2 separate regions of the Homo sapiens genome follow, and region 1 is linked to region 2. Evidence: chromatin loops called from intact Hi-C (ENCODE). Cell type or tissue: PC-3. All regions are shown on one strand. Each heading gives the region's core, and the rest is flanking DNA. Links, peaks and the distances in the headings are about the cores only.

Region 1 (7,572 bases), core at 1,156-6,155, 130 kb after region 2:
AAACATGTTATAAAAACTATGCATTAATTTTGAAATTTTGAATTTTGAATTTCAAAATTCATGCATAGTTTTTTCATAATATGTATTTTTCATAAACTTTTTGAAGAGTCTTCTTATAATGGTAAACAAGACAGTTTCTGTGTTTATGGGACTGCCATTCTAGAGATGAGTATAGACAAGTAAATGATGATGTTACAATTAACGTCATCAGTGTTATGATGGGAAAAGTACAGGATGCTAAGGGAGAACCTCAGAACCTCAGTGGATGACCTTGCAGACTTGTTGTATCTGGGTAGGATTTCTGGAATAAACAGTTATTTTTTTTAGATGGAATTTTGCTGTTGTTGCCCAGGCTGGAGTGCAACAGCATGATCCTGGCTCAGTGCAAGCTCCGCCTCCCAGGTTCAAGCAATTCTCCTGCCTCTGCCTCCCAAGTAGCTGGGATTGGCACATGCCACCACACCTGGCTAATTTTTTGTATTTTTAGTAGAGACAGGCTTTCTTGATGTTGGCTAGGCTGGTCTAGAACTCCTGACCTTAGGTGATCTGCCCACCTTGGCCTCCCAAAGTGCTGGGATTACAGGCATGAGCCACCACCACGACCGCCCGCCCCCAATTTCTGGAATAAATAATATCTGGGCTGAGACATGGAGGATTATTTGGAATATGAATTTGCTGGAGTGGGAGGCGTGTGAGAGAAGAGGAGCAAGAAGTCTCACAGGGAATGCTTTATGTAGTTGCAGTTGCATCTTGACCTTTTTGCTTGGGACTGTTCTTTTGACACTATTATTCAGAAGAACTTTCATTTTGAAGTAACAGTTTCTACACTTTACCATTTAACAGGAAATGCCTTTGTTTTTAGTACCTTACTGGGAACTAATAGAAAATTCCTATATAAACACCATCAAAACAGTACTCAGGCATCTGAGGGAAGACCAGCATACTGTGCTTGCTTACTTATATGAGATTAGGTAAGTAATGTTTCCAAAGTCAGAATTTTACAGTTTAGAGGCATGACATATAAAATTTATCTCATTCTATTAATGTCTACAGAACAAGTTTCCAGGAGTTTCTAAAGCGTCCGGATCACAAGCAAGATTTTGTAGCTCAATGGCAGGCTGATTTCAACTCCCTTCCTGATGACCTGTGGGATGATGAGGAAACAAAGGCTGAACTACATCAACGAGTGAATGTAAGGAAATAGTGACCTATTGGGACAGGGTTAGCTGGCTTTCATATCTTGTCCTGCAAAACCCCAACTCATTTGCTCCTTACTTTTGTGAAGTATGAGGATGAGAAAGAAAATGGTTTGAACTATTAACCAGGTAACTTTCAAGAGCAGTGGCTTTTCCGCACTTTGAGTTTAGAATGAGAATACCATAGCAACACTTCTGGAAAGAGGGGCCAAAGTCCGCACTGCGAGAACATTCTGGGCATCTGTCTTGTAGATTTCTAGTCCCTTAGTCTCTTTGTGGGTCAATGTAACTGTGCTTATGCCTGATGTTAATCACATTCCTTTCTTGAGCACAGTTACACATTTTGTTGATAGCAAGGAGAAGAGGAATGAGGGAATGACATGGAAAACCTAGAATTACCTCTATTGAATAGATCTCTTAAGGGCTGGTACTAAATACTACACATCTTTGTATCTCCAGCAAGCACAATTCCTGGTAGTGCCCCAGCAAGCACAATAACAAGCAGATTTTCATAAAGTCATGAGTGAATTATATTACCCTGATGCTTTAGAAAGGGGCCTCTGATGTACAAAAAGCCTGATTTCATTCTCTTGCCCTTCATCTTTCATTTTAAATTGACACACCCCCCCTTATCCCATCAGAGGGATACCTTGCCACTACCTTAAGTATAGATTACTAACAGTCAAAACTGATTATAACCTAAATATTGATTTATGTAATTAAAACATTGCCAATCTCAAACCCATGCCCCATTCATTTGGTCAATAAATACTTATTGAGCATCTATTATGGTCCTAGCACCATTAAAGAGGCTAGGGATTCAGCAGTGAACAAAATAAATCTGTGACCACAGAGTGTTTGTATCCTTGTGTCCAGGAGACACAGAATAAGCAATAAACAAATAAGCATATAGTGAATGTGTCCTTAGTCATAAGAGCTATGTAGAGAGCAAGAAAGCAAAGCAAGGGGAAAAGAACGTTGGATGTACCATTTTGTAAACAGTGGCTGTGGAAAATCTCACTGAGAAGGCGACATTTGAACAGACTGACAACAGAAGTGATTGGGTAAGCCATGTAAATATTTGGAGAAAGGGTGTATGAAGCACATATGAAAGCAAGAGCGATGGCACTGAAGGGGGAGGACACTTGGTGTGTTTGAAGAACAGCAAGGAGGCTGGTATGTCTGGAGCAGAGTGAGCTAGGCAACAGTTGGCTGATGATATGGTCAGAGAGATTGTTGGGTAACCAGATTACCTAAGTCCTTGGAGGTTATTATGAGAATATAGCTATTGATCTGAGTGAGACAGGAAGCATTGCTATCTGGTTTTAAAAGAGTCTGCAGTAGAGTAAAAACAGCAGGAAGACACGTTGGAACCAGATGGGAAACTTTTGCAATAGAAGCAAGGCGTCATTGTGGCTTGGGTGATAGGGTGGTTGCTGAAGGGTTTAACCCAATAGGTATTCAAATGTCCTGGTAAAATTGAAGTATTTTGCCTATTCTTTGACACTCCTCAAAGAGTAATTCATATCTATATAAACCCTACAACTTTTTTTCTGTTTTCTTTTTCCTACCTATTCATAAAGCCAGCCTTCCTGTATACTTCTTCCTCCATGTTAGTCAGGTGATTGTTGGCAGAGAATGAGAGGATTTGGAAATTTAAAATATCTTATTTGGGATTTCCTTTTTCCTAATTCCAAATGCGACATATGTTTATTGTAGATAAATTAGATAATAAGAAGCAAAATTTAAAATGACAAATCCCTAATAGTCAATGGTGGTTGTTTTTACAAAAATTTGATAGCAAAATATGTATTGTTTTGTAACATTCTTTTTAAGTCAATAGAACATGTTTTCTTTTTCAATAAACATTCATCTACAACATCATTTTTATGACTAAAGGATATGACTAGTGGACTATATCATTTATTTTACAGATTTCTATGTTTAGTCACCAGCTTATTAACAGTTTCTTGAGCACCAACATTTTATTACAGAGAATTTTACAGTAAAATTTCATCCAGCTAACTGTTGACCACATCCTTAATTATTTCTATGGGCAAACTTTTTTAAGTGAAACTTGTTTAAGATTATGCTTATTTTTAAGGTTTTTAAAATATACTAAAAATTTACAAATTTGAAAACTTTACACAGTAAGAACTTGTAAATTTTACTCAACTAACAGATTATGCAAATATCAGATTTGTATATTTTAAATTATACAAATATTTTAAATCTAAATTATTAGATTTATATCAAATATTAGATTCTTTTTTGTTAATCTTTGCCAATTTAATGGGTAAAAATATGAATATATTCCTATAATTTACATTTTTTCCTCAATTTACAATGGAAGTTGACCATTTTCTCCTAAGTTTAATGGTCATTTATTTTCCACCTCCTGAAACCTGTTTGTGATTTCTGCCCCTTTTTCTGCTGGAGCATGCTCTGTTCCTTACTGACTTCTAAGATCTTTGTATATGTTAAGGAAACAAGCCATCTGTTGATCATATAGTATATATATATTCCCAGTTTGATGTTTGAGATGAGTTTTAATATGCAGAAGGTTTTTAATGTTTATATTGATAAATAAGGAAATTTCCTTTATAGCTTTTTTTGTGATCAATTAAAAAATACTTCACCCCAAGATTATATAGAAATGTAACACAATTTTAAATAATTTTATAGTTCTTTATTTTACTTTTAAATATTTAAAGTATTATGTTACTTCAATAGGAATCTCATTTTATTTTTTTCAGAAAGTTAATCCAATGATGTGAGAAGACTCTAAAATATATTAACATAGACTTACATATAATATATACATATATATTATATGTGGATATTTAGCTACGTGGTTAGATATGGTGGACACACTCCCTTTTATTTTTCTTCACTTATTATTAGGCATGGAAGAATAGAAATAAATATAACTTCAAAAAGAAGTTAGAAAATAAAGCTGAGGAAAGGAGAAAGGAATTAATGAGGATAATTCTTAAAAACTTGGAATTAAATTTAAAATTTGGAAATAAAACATATTAAACTTAAAATTCAATCCAGGCAATAAAGGCAGAGAAACCTCTAGAAAGAATAGTCAAGGGAAGAAAAATAAACTTTGAGTAGAAATTTGGATATTAGAAAATATCCATGGATACTAGAAAACAACATACAAAATTTCTACTTGGAAGGTTCAGTAAGTTTTGGCCAAATCCACCTTATCAAAGATATGATAACATTTTTAGCAGTGGATCTTCAGCAACAGTATACAGTAGAGAAACTTCTGAAGTTAAGTTAAAAAAATAAATAAACCTGCCTTTGCTTCATGCCCTATGACCAAACTCATTAGATTTAGTATAAATCCTTGTATCACATTTATTTTTAAAAGGGTACAGGTAATTCTGATTGAAATAACCACTCTATTCCTTTTTTTTTTAACATTTTTATAGCTAGATGATCTTGTAAAAACTGGTGAAAGTAAGTGAAAAACTCCTGTGACTATTACATTTCTATCCATTTTCCTTGCTACAGTTTTTGATTTTCATCAGTTTTAAGGCAGCAACAGTAATAGCTAAATGCTGAGCATGCACTATGTTCTGGCACTGTCTTTTTCATCCCCACAACCACCCTCTGAGGCAGGCACTAGTAATACTCCCATTTTATAGATGAACAAATATGGTAAAGAAGCCAACATAGTAAGCAGTAGTGGGATTCTGTGCCCAAGTTGCCCTGTTCCTCATTATGGTATAAAATCTTTGCATCCTAAGTGCTTTTTGTCTTAAATTTGACTTCTACCTGATATCAATACCATAAACCTTGCTTTATTTTTAATTTGTATGTGGTCATATAAGTTTCCACACTGACCTTTTTGTGTCGTTTTGTTTTATGTATCTCTAGTAAGCACCACATAAGTTGAATGTGGGTTTTTACCCAGTGGAAAGTCTTTACAACTTTTGTAAGAATAGACATTTATAATGATTTAGTCTGCATGATCTTCTCAATTAATAGTTATGAATCTCTCTTAAATACGTCTCTGATTTTTCAGGAATACTTAGTAGTTCCCTAATTCTTGCTAAATAAAGTGTGAAAACCAGCAATGTCTCTGGGCAAGTGCATAACAAAACCTCATTGCTTTAATCCCTTTTTATCCCTGGTAATATTCCTTGTTCTTCAATTATTTCATTCCAATCCTATGAAGTTAATAGAGAGCTTCTGCTGTTGCATTGTTCTCATTTTGTCCATTACAAAACTGAGCCACAGACATGATGTTACTTGCAAAGGTTTCACACTGAGTCCGTGGGAGAAAAAGAACTAGAATCAAGGTCTCCAGAGCCCTGCTTTTGTGCTTTTTCCTCTGCTGTGTCCTCTCCTTTCTTTAAAAAATATATAAAGAGGAGAATCGCATGAACCCAGGAGGTGGAGGCCTCAGTGAGCCAAGATCACGCCACAGCACACTCCAGCCTGGGGGACAGAGGGAGACTCTGTCTAAAAAACAAACAAACAAACAAAAAAACTGGATCATCATGGCAGACAGGAGGCAGGACTAGATTGCAGCTCTGGACAGAGCAGTGTGTGGAGGCTTGCACTGTGAATTTTAGCTCCAGATCAACTGCAAGAACAAACCAGCAATCCCGAGAGGACTCACAGACCCTCTGAAGGAGGCTGACTGCTCCTGCGGGACCTGGGAGACACCCCAAATACTATGAGTGCCCTAGTGCGGCAGTGGGAAAGGGAGACCCTCCTCTCCTGAACACACCCCCACTGGAGAAACTGAAAGTCTGTTTCAGTTTCTAACTGATATATTCTAACTAACAGAAGAAGTTTCTAACCTTACCTGGAGCTGAGTCAATTTAGAGAGCTGAGCGAAATACAGGGGTAGAGGAAGTAGCAGAAAGGCACTGGGAGCTCGCTGGGTGCCCAAGCAGCCCATTCCTGCTGGGCATCACAGGGTTCCATTGGGAGGGTGGCCAGAGGAGCAGGGGGTAAAACTCCACAGGGAGAAGAAAATCTCTAGCTGAACCTTGTAACAATTTGAACTGGGCAAGAAGCCTCCCGGCCAGAGCTCGGGGGAGGGTGCACATCCGGTGTGCAGACTCCTCAGGTAGGGGAAGACCCAAGCCCTTTTCTTTCACAGCTCGGAGGTGGGTATCCTTGAACAAGTTCTCAAGCCCATCTCACCCACTGCCTGGAAACAGACTCGGGGCTGTTGGCAGAGGCCCGGTGGGAGTGAGACCGGCCCTTAGGTTTGCATGGGAGCTGCGTGAGGCTGTGACTGCCAGCTTTCCCCCACTTCCCTGCCTCAGCACCTACATGACTCAGCAGAGGCAGCCACAATCCTCCTAGGTGCATAACTCCAGTGACCTGGGAATCTCACCCCCAACCCCGACAGCAGCTGCAGCAAAACCCACCCAAGGAGAATCTGAGCTCAGACATGCTTAGCTCTGCCACACCTGATGGTCCTTTCCTACCCACCCTGGTAGTGGAAGACAAAGGGCATATAATCTTGGGAGTTCTAGGGCCCAGCCCACCGCTGGTCCCTCTCCACGCTACTACAGCTGATGCTCTCTGGAAAGCACCACCTCCTGGCAGGATGCCAACCAGCACAAAAATAGACCATTAAACCATCAAGGCTAAGAACTGTCATGGAGTCCATTGCACTCCCTCACCACCTCCACCAGAACAGGCACTGGTATCCATGGCTGGGAGACCCATAGACAATTCACATCACAGGACTCTGTGCAGACAACCCCCAGTACCAACCCGGAGCAGGGTAGACTTACTGGGTGGCTAAACCCAGAAGACAGACAACAATCACTGCAGTTTGGCTCACAGGAAGCCACATCCATAGGAAAAGCAGGAGAGTATTACATCAAGGGAACACCCTGTGGGACAAAAGAATCTGAACAAGAGCTTTCAGCCCTAGACCTTCCCTTTGCAGAGCCTACCCAAATGAGAAGGAACCAAAAAATCAGCCCTGGTAATATGACAAAACAAGGCTCTTTAACACCGTGAAAAAATCACACTAGTTCACCAGCAATGGATCCAAACCAAGAAATCCCTGATTTATCTGAAAAAGAATTCAGGAGGTTAGTTATTAAGCTAATCAGGGAGGCACCAGAGAAAGGCAAAGCCCAATGCAAGGAAATCCAAAAAATGATACAAGGAGTGAAGGGAGAAATATTCAAGGAAATAGATAGCTAAAAGAAAAAACAAACAAAAATTCAGGAAACTTTGTAGACACTTTTAGAAACCTGAAATGTTCTGGAAAGTCTCAGCAATAGAATTGAACAGGTAGAAGCAAGAAATTCAGAGCTGAAAGACAAGGTCCTCAAATTAACCCAATCCAACAAAGACAATGAAAAAAGAAAAAGAAAATATGAGC
Region 2 (7,572 bases), core at 1,017-6,016:
TTAAATAACTTAAAGTAGAACTATCATTTGATCTAGCAATCCCACTACTGGGTATCTACCCAGAGGAAAATAAGTAATTATACGAAAAAGATACTTACACATGAATGTTTTCAGCAGCACAATTCACAATTGCAAAAATATGGAACTAGCCTAAATGCCCAACAACCAACAAGTGGATAAAGAAAATGCAGTATATATACACCATGGGATACTATTCAGCCATAAAAAAGAACAAAATAATGTCATTTGCAGAAATCTGAATGGAGTTGGAGACTATTATTCTAAGTGAAGTAACTCAGGAATGAAAAACCAAATATCGTACATTCTCACTTATAAGTGGGAGCTAAGCTATGAGGATGCAAAGGCATAAGAATGATATAATGGACCTTGGGGACGCAGGGAGAAGGGTGGAAGGGGGTGACAGACAAAAGACTACACATTGGGTACAGTGTACACTGCTCATGTGACAGGTCCACCAAAATCTCAGAAATCACCACTAAATAACTTGCCCATGTAACCAAAACCACCTGTTCCCTAAAAATTATTGAAATAAAATAATATAACCAAATTATTATTAATTATAATTTATATAATTTTAATTTCCCTTTAGTTCTGCCAGTTTTTGCTTCTGTTACAAGGTATATGGCAATAGGATTATAATGTATTCTTGATCAATTATTTTTATAATTTTATGAAGTGCTTCTCTTTAGTAATTCCTGTTTGAAAGTCTACTTTATCAGAAATATTATTACTTCAGCTTTGAATGATGTTGCTATAAATGATACTTTACTATGAACAATGCTATAAATATTTGGCTATAATGTTTACATTATATATATTTTCTGTAATTTTATTTTTAATTATATGTGTCTTTATATTTAAACTACATTTCTTTTAAAAATATGTAGTTGGGCATTGATTTTCTTAAAGTTTAATTTGGTAATCTATGCATTTTAATTAGAGTTTTTAATTTATATACAATAGATTCATTGCTCTAGTTAGGTTTAATCTATAATATGCTACTTATTTTATAATTGTCTCATTTTTTTCCTTGTGTATTGTTTTTCTTATTTTATTTTTTTCCTTTCCTGCATTCTGTTGGCTTGAGTATTTGCTTAGTTTCCCATAATTTTCTTCATCAGCTTTAGCTATATCATTGATATGATTTGGCTATGTCTCCACCCAAATCTCATCTTTAATTGTAGCTCCCATAATTCCCATGTGTTGTGGGAGGGACTCAGTGGGAAATTATTGAATCATGGGGTCAGTTTCCTCCATACCGTTCTCATGGTAGTGAATAAGTCTCAGGAGATCTGGTGGTTTTATAAAAGGAAACCCCTTTTGCTTGGCTCTCATTCTCTCTTGTCCACTGCCATGTAAAACATGCTTCTTTCATATTAGCCTATATACTACCTATTTGTAGTGTTCTTTCTTTTATGTTGATATGAGTTTCTATTTGGTATCACTTTCCTTCAGCTTGAAGAGTTTACCACCTTTACAATGCATATATCAAATTTCCTCAGCCTTTGTTATCTGAAAATGTCTTTATTTTGCCTTAATTGTTGAGGGATCATTTTTGCTGGGTATGAAATTATAGGATTAATTTATTCTTCTTCAATATTTTAAAGCTACTATCTCCTGGCCTGCATTGTTCTTTATCATATCAGTTGTCATTCTTCTCATTGCTCTCACAATGTCTTTTTTCCTCTGTGTACTTTTAAGTCTTTCTCTTCACTTTTCTGCAATCTTAATCTTTCAACTGGTCTATTTTTATGCAATTTAACAACTTGACATTTGACAGTGTGCCTATTTGAAGTTTTATTGTGTGCTTTTCCTGTTTGGATTTTATCAAGTTTTTGGTTTTTTAATATATATTTTCCATCATATTTAGAAAATACTTGGCTATTATGTGTTTAAATTTTTTTCTGCTTCAATCTCTTCTTTTTCTTCTTCTGGGCCTTTAATTACACATTCGACCATTTGTTATTGTTCCACAGGTCACTGAAGTTCTATTTATTATTTTTAGACTGCCTACTCTTTGTGCTTTAGTTTAGATAGTTACTGTTGTCTTTCTACAAGTTCATTTACCTTTTCTTCTGAATCTCTAATCCGCTGTTAGGTCCATTCATTGAATTTTACATTTCAGATGAAAGATTTGTCAGATGTAGACCTTCCATCTTTTTAAAAATAGCTTCCATTGCACTATTACATTTCACAGCTGTTCATACATTACAACTATATCTTAATTTTCATCTTAAAAATATTTATAATATTTTTATAGTGCTTATTGTCTTTGTCTGCTAATTTTAACACCCATGTCATCCCTGAGTCTATTTCTTTTGACCATTTTTCCCCCTGGTTATGATTCATATGTTCTTTCTTCTTGATTTTATGTCTGACATTATGAGTGCTACATTGTTAAGAGTCTAAAATTTTTTGTTTTCTTTTAAATTTTGATTTTTCTTCTGGCAGGAAATTAATTTATTGGATAATCAGCTTTATCTCACTAGAGTTTTAAAAATTTTATTTTAGGATTTGTTAGCCTTTACACTATGATTAAAGTACCTTTATAATAAAAAGAAAGAAAAAAACCTTTTTCTTTCTGGGTCTTTACCCAAATACTCTGAGTGTTCAATGAAGTTTCTTCACTTAGTCTGATTGAAATTCCAGTGATTCCTAGCATTATACGGCATACAGCATCTCAATAAGCTTCCTATTCTCCTGTGCATGGGCAGCTTTGTATTTGGTTAAAGACTCAAGGAGACTCCAAGCTAATTTCTAGAGCTCCTTCTCATCATAACTTCCTCTTCTGCATTATCTTACCTCCCAAATTCTACATTCCTCTTCTCCATTATGTTACCCTCAGAATTCCAGAAGCCTTACATTCCAATCTTTGCTTCCTCCACCCAGAAAGATCTTTGCTCTCTGCTTGGTGTCTACTTCTTTAAGCCACAGTCAAAAAACTTCCCCAGGAAGAAAGCTGACATATTTGTGCACTATTTGTAGTTGCTTTACATATTTTTTCTGTTTTATAGTTAATAATGGTAGGATGGGAAGTCTAATATACCTTATTTCATCATGGCATAACTGAAAGTAGAACATGAAAAAAAGCAGGTTCTGGTTGGGCACGGTCACTCACATCTGTAATCCCAGCACTTTGGGAGGCCAAGGCTGGTGAATCATCTGAGGTCAGGAGTTCGAGACCAGCCTGGACAACATGGTGACACCCCATGTTTACTAAAAATACAAAAATTAGCCAGGCATGCTGACAGGCACCTGTAATCCCAACTACTTGGGAGGCTGAGGCAGGAGAATGGCTTGAACCCAGGAGGCAGAGGTTGCAGTGACCAGAGATCATGCCACTGCACTCCAGCCTGGGTGACAAAGCAAGACTCCGTCTCAAAAACAATAAAAAAGAATAAAAGCAGTCAGTTTCCATGGTCACATGTCTTTTTGTGATCCTCATTGTTCTAAGTACAAAGGACTGGAATCAACCAATAACACACACACACAAACAAGAAATTGTGCAACATAATACATAGATGTTAAAGTGAGTGGTGTGTGTTAAAAGTCCTGTTGGTATGCACAGATTCATGCTGTATCATTTACTGAGTGAGCATTTGGACAGGCACTGTTCTAGGTTCTGGGTATGTGAAAATGAAAAGTCATCCATGTATTCAGATGTCTTTTTTGCAGAGGGAGGACGAAAGACAGGTGTTCAGATGGGAAAGTTGGGACCTGAGAAAGGAATGTGAACAGGATGTGTAAATGAGTTTGTGGTTTATAGTTAAGGTTGAATTGAGGCTAGATCATGGATTACTTTCAATGGGGTCTTTATCCTCCAACAGTGGGTTGCAAATTTTACTGACGATGACCCACAGGAAAAAAATACTTTTCCCCACATGCAAACCACATACACACATCCACCCTTTAATCACACACACACACACACACACACACAAATATGTACAAACATAACTAAGGCAAACATGTTTCCAAAAAACCACATATGCATTTACCCTTGCTATCTGAAATGCCCTTTGATATTTTTTACTTAATTTCATTCTACATTGCTTCATTTGTGAAGGATTCCGGCATGACTCACTGAAGGAATTACATTAACTTTTACGAGGCTAAGCCCCACAGTAGGTAAACGCTGCTCCAGTGGAGTTCATGGAAGTATCTGGGTAAGGACTAGCGCAGGGCTTTAGGAATATAAACTGGAACCATTGCACAGGACATACTAGAGGGGAAAGTGTGATATTATAATTTACATATATTGGTTTTCATTCACAGTTCCTGGCTTGTAACTCCACAGCCCTTGTTAAAGTGAATAGAATCCCTCCCTCTCTTACCTTCTCCTCCTCTCCTTTCACCTGCCCAAGGCAGGACTCTAATCTGACTATGGGTCATAAGACTCTCATACCATGGAGGAAGGAATGCTGCACAGAGAGGCCAAAAAGAATCTGGACAGGCCCTTCTGAGTTTAAATCATACTCTTTTTGTTCAATCACATTTCTACAGAGTTGCCAATCATGCCTATCCAATGGCATAAAAGGCCCAAGAGGACAGGGTTAGGAGAGTTCCCATAAAGCTAAACATGTAGAGTTTCCTGGATGGTGGCGTACCTGTGGAGGGCATGGAAGCTCTGCACCCCTTCTCATATGCCTTGCCCTACTCAACTCTTCATCTGTATCCTTTTTAATATAATACCTTTTATAATAAACCAGTAAACCTAAGTAAACGTTCTCTGAGCCACTCTAGCAAATTAATCAAGCCCAAAGAGGGAGGCCATGAGAAGCCCAGCTTGAAACTGCTCAGTCTGAAGTTCCAGAGGCTTAGACTCAGTACTGGTATCTGAAGGGGAGGCATTCTTGTGGGGATGAGCGCTCAACCTGTGAGATCTAAGGCTATCTCCAGGAAGACACCACCAAAATTGAAGTGAATTAGAGGACACCCAGCTGCTGTCCACTGCTTGGTATGTGGAGAAAACCCCCCAAACATTTGGTCATGGAAATCTTGTGTTGATTGTTGCATTGGTGTAAAAAATGTTATAATAATTAATAATAATAATTAATTTTTAAAAGAATTAGGTATATTTTTAATGAATTGCATTTTATTATAAAGCATACATTTCCAATCCAACTTGTGGTCTCAAAATAACTATAATTTCTACTTGAGTATTTACAAAAAAGAAATAAAGATTTATAATTAAAATGACAGGTGATGCTTTAAAAAAGAAAGCTTTTAGTTTTATGATTGCTGTGGTAGTTACAATCAGGTGAAGGGGCCAAATATTCTAAAATATTTTATTAAAAAACACAAGAAAGCCATCTCAGGAAGAGAAAGAAAACTGTCAGTTTCTTTAATCTCTTCCAGCTGATTCCTTATGGGAGAACGAACATATCATTGAATAATTCTAAATATTAACATGGGCAGTGCTAGAAACCTTGTCCACAGCTGAGAGTTTAATGGGCACACAGTAGGTTTAATCTTAAACTTGGCTGGGTGTGGTGGGTCACGCCTGTAACCCCAACACTTTGGGAGGCCAAGGGGGGCAGACATGAGGTCAAGAGATCAAGACCATCCTGGCCAACATGGTGAAACCCCATCTCAACTAAAAATACAAAAATTAGCTGGGCGTGGTGGCACGTGCCTGTAGTCCCAGCTACTCAGGAGGCTGAGGCAGGAGAATCACTTGAACCTTGGAGGCAGAGGTTGCAGGGAGCTGAGATCGCACCATTGCACTCCAGCCTGGTGACAAAGCAAGATTCCGTCTCAAAAATAAATAAATAAATAAAATAGCAATTTCAAGTTAATAAGAATTTACATAGTAAAATGCATGTATTTCAGTGATAGCACATTTTTATTGATATTTTAATGTCAGATCATTTTCAAGTTGGATGTTTTGTGAACTGAAATGAGTATCATGCATTTTTTGTAAAATGAATGACTTTGCCTTTTATCTTTTTGTAAAGTATCTGCATCTTCATTTATCCAAATGCTGTATAGACACTCTTTTTCCAAAATACCATATGGGCAGACTATGTTGTTCCAAGCTGGATACCAAAGATGAATAGCACAAATAGCTTTTGATACAAACAACAAACAACAACTAAACAATTCCTATAGATAGGCACAGAAGTATTTCACTTGATGTGATAATTATAGCCCACACATATCTACCAGTGTTTATGAGCTCAGTCATTCTCTACCAATGCTGCTGTGAAGTTTGGTGCTCTATTGTCTATGCCCTTCCCAAAGAGCAATCTTCTCAGCAACCTAGATATCATGAACTTCAATCCCCCAGGTCCTACTGACTAATAGTAGAGCTGGGAACCTCTTATTAAATTAGCTCTGGTCATCAATTTAAACATACTACTAGGATGACAATAAGCAGAACTGCCTCAGAGGCCACCGCATGGTATGTATCCACCCCTTAGAAGCATGCTCAGGGATTCAGTGCTTCCAGTAGACACAGCTGCAGGACATATATTCTCCAAGCTATAGGGGCTTTGTAGAATCTTATAATCTTCCTAATTTGAATAACTCTAGAGTGAAACACATTGAATATATCAGGCTCCAATTTTGTTGGCAATAAAGCTCTCTCAGAATTCCAACTGTAGCCTTGCCTGCTGTATTGGGTTGATTAGGCCGTTTTGCCTCAACCAAAATAATCCATGTTTTTCCATAAGTTGTTAAGATAATCACTCTGAATAAGATCATATCCTGCTTGGACTTCCCACTTCCTGAGATATTGTTACCAAATACAATTAGTTAGTTCTGTAAAATGGATATAGGAAGGCAGACAGCTCTCTGGAGAAGAAACTTGAGTTTACTAAAAGAACATATTTGAAACAGAACCATCAAACCAAAATGACAATGTGTACACATTAGAGATACCAAGGAAACTCATGTGATGGGATGTTTAGAAGTAAAGCCAAGAATGAAATGGCACTAAGTACTTAGTAATGGTACTAAGTTTTTATTCAACGGGAAACCGAGATTAACTTCCGATCAATCTCAAGAGAGATTGGTCTAGTTGGACATTAGTGTTATTGTGCTGATGGTTGAAAAGAATCATAATTCGGTGTATCCAGGTCCCATTGCAGGAATTTTCTTGTATTTACAACATACAATTACTTCTATATTATTGTACATATAAAATAATGCATAGATTTTATATATATATATACTTTTTTCTGCTATTCCATCTAAACCTTTAGAAATTGTTAAACAAAAAATTTTCTGATACTTGTTAAAGAGGGTAAGAAAGACTTTATTCAAGGGACCACTGCAGTGGGGTTTTACAATAGGGGAGAAAAATCAAGCTCAACTCCAAATACAAAGAAAAGTGGGGATTTATAGCCAAAGAGCAGGGTGGTGATCAGTGGATAAAAAATTACTAAGAGGAAACATCAGGATCAGGGGGATTCTAGCTAGACTGACTTGACAGGATTCTTCTTGCTGAAGGCAGGCCAGAGTGATAAGTCCTGGGAATGGTGGGAGATTAGAATCTGATCAGATATCCAGGGTTGGGGATTTTCGCTGAATGAACCCAGCCACATTTTT

The links. Peaks named below come from ENCODE experiments on the same cell type or tissue, not always from the same donor. Only the 100,000 strongest peaks of a DNase experiment are listed, where the experiment ranks them.
Region 1: it touches region 2 in a loop (5-fold over the local background); 1 of 110 quality-filtered maps calls a loop at or near these places.

Annotation. Positions count from the first base shown.
Region 1 is chr5:35,739,076-35,746,647 of GRCh38, forward strand. SPEF2 (sperm flagellar 2) reads left to right here. Exons shown (of 37, transcript NM_024867.4): 22 at 844-971; 23 at 1,054-1,192. Among named protein-coding and RNA genes, the nearest start is that of IL7R, 110 kb to the right of the region's middle. In PC-3, for the core only: no CTCF peak of the experiment used is centred there; no DNase peak of the experiment used is centred there; H3K4me3 peaks cover 748 bases; H3K27ac peaks cover 1,843 bases.
Region 2 is chr5:35,605,168-35,612,739 of GRCh38, forward strand. No RefSeq gene overlaps it. Among named protein-coding and RNA genes, the nearest start is that of SPEF2, 8.9 kb to the right of the region's middle. In PC-3, for the core only: no CTCF peak of the experiment used is centred there; a DNase peak (open chromatin) is centred at 4,114; H3K4me3 peaks cover 310 bases; H3K27ac peaks cover 1,807 bases.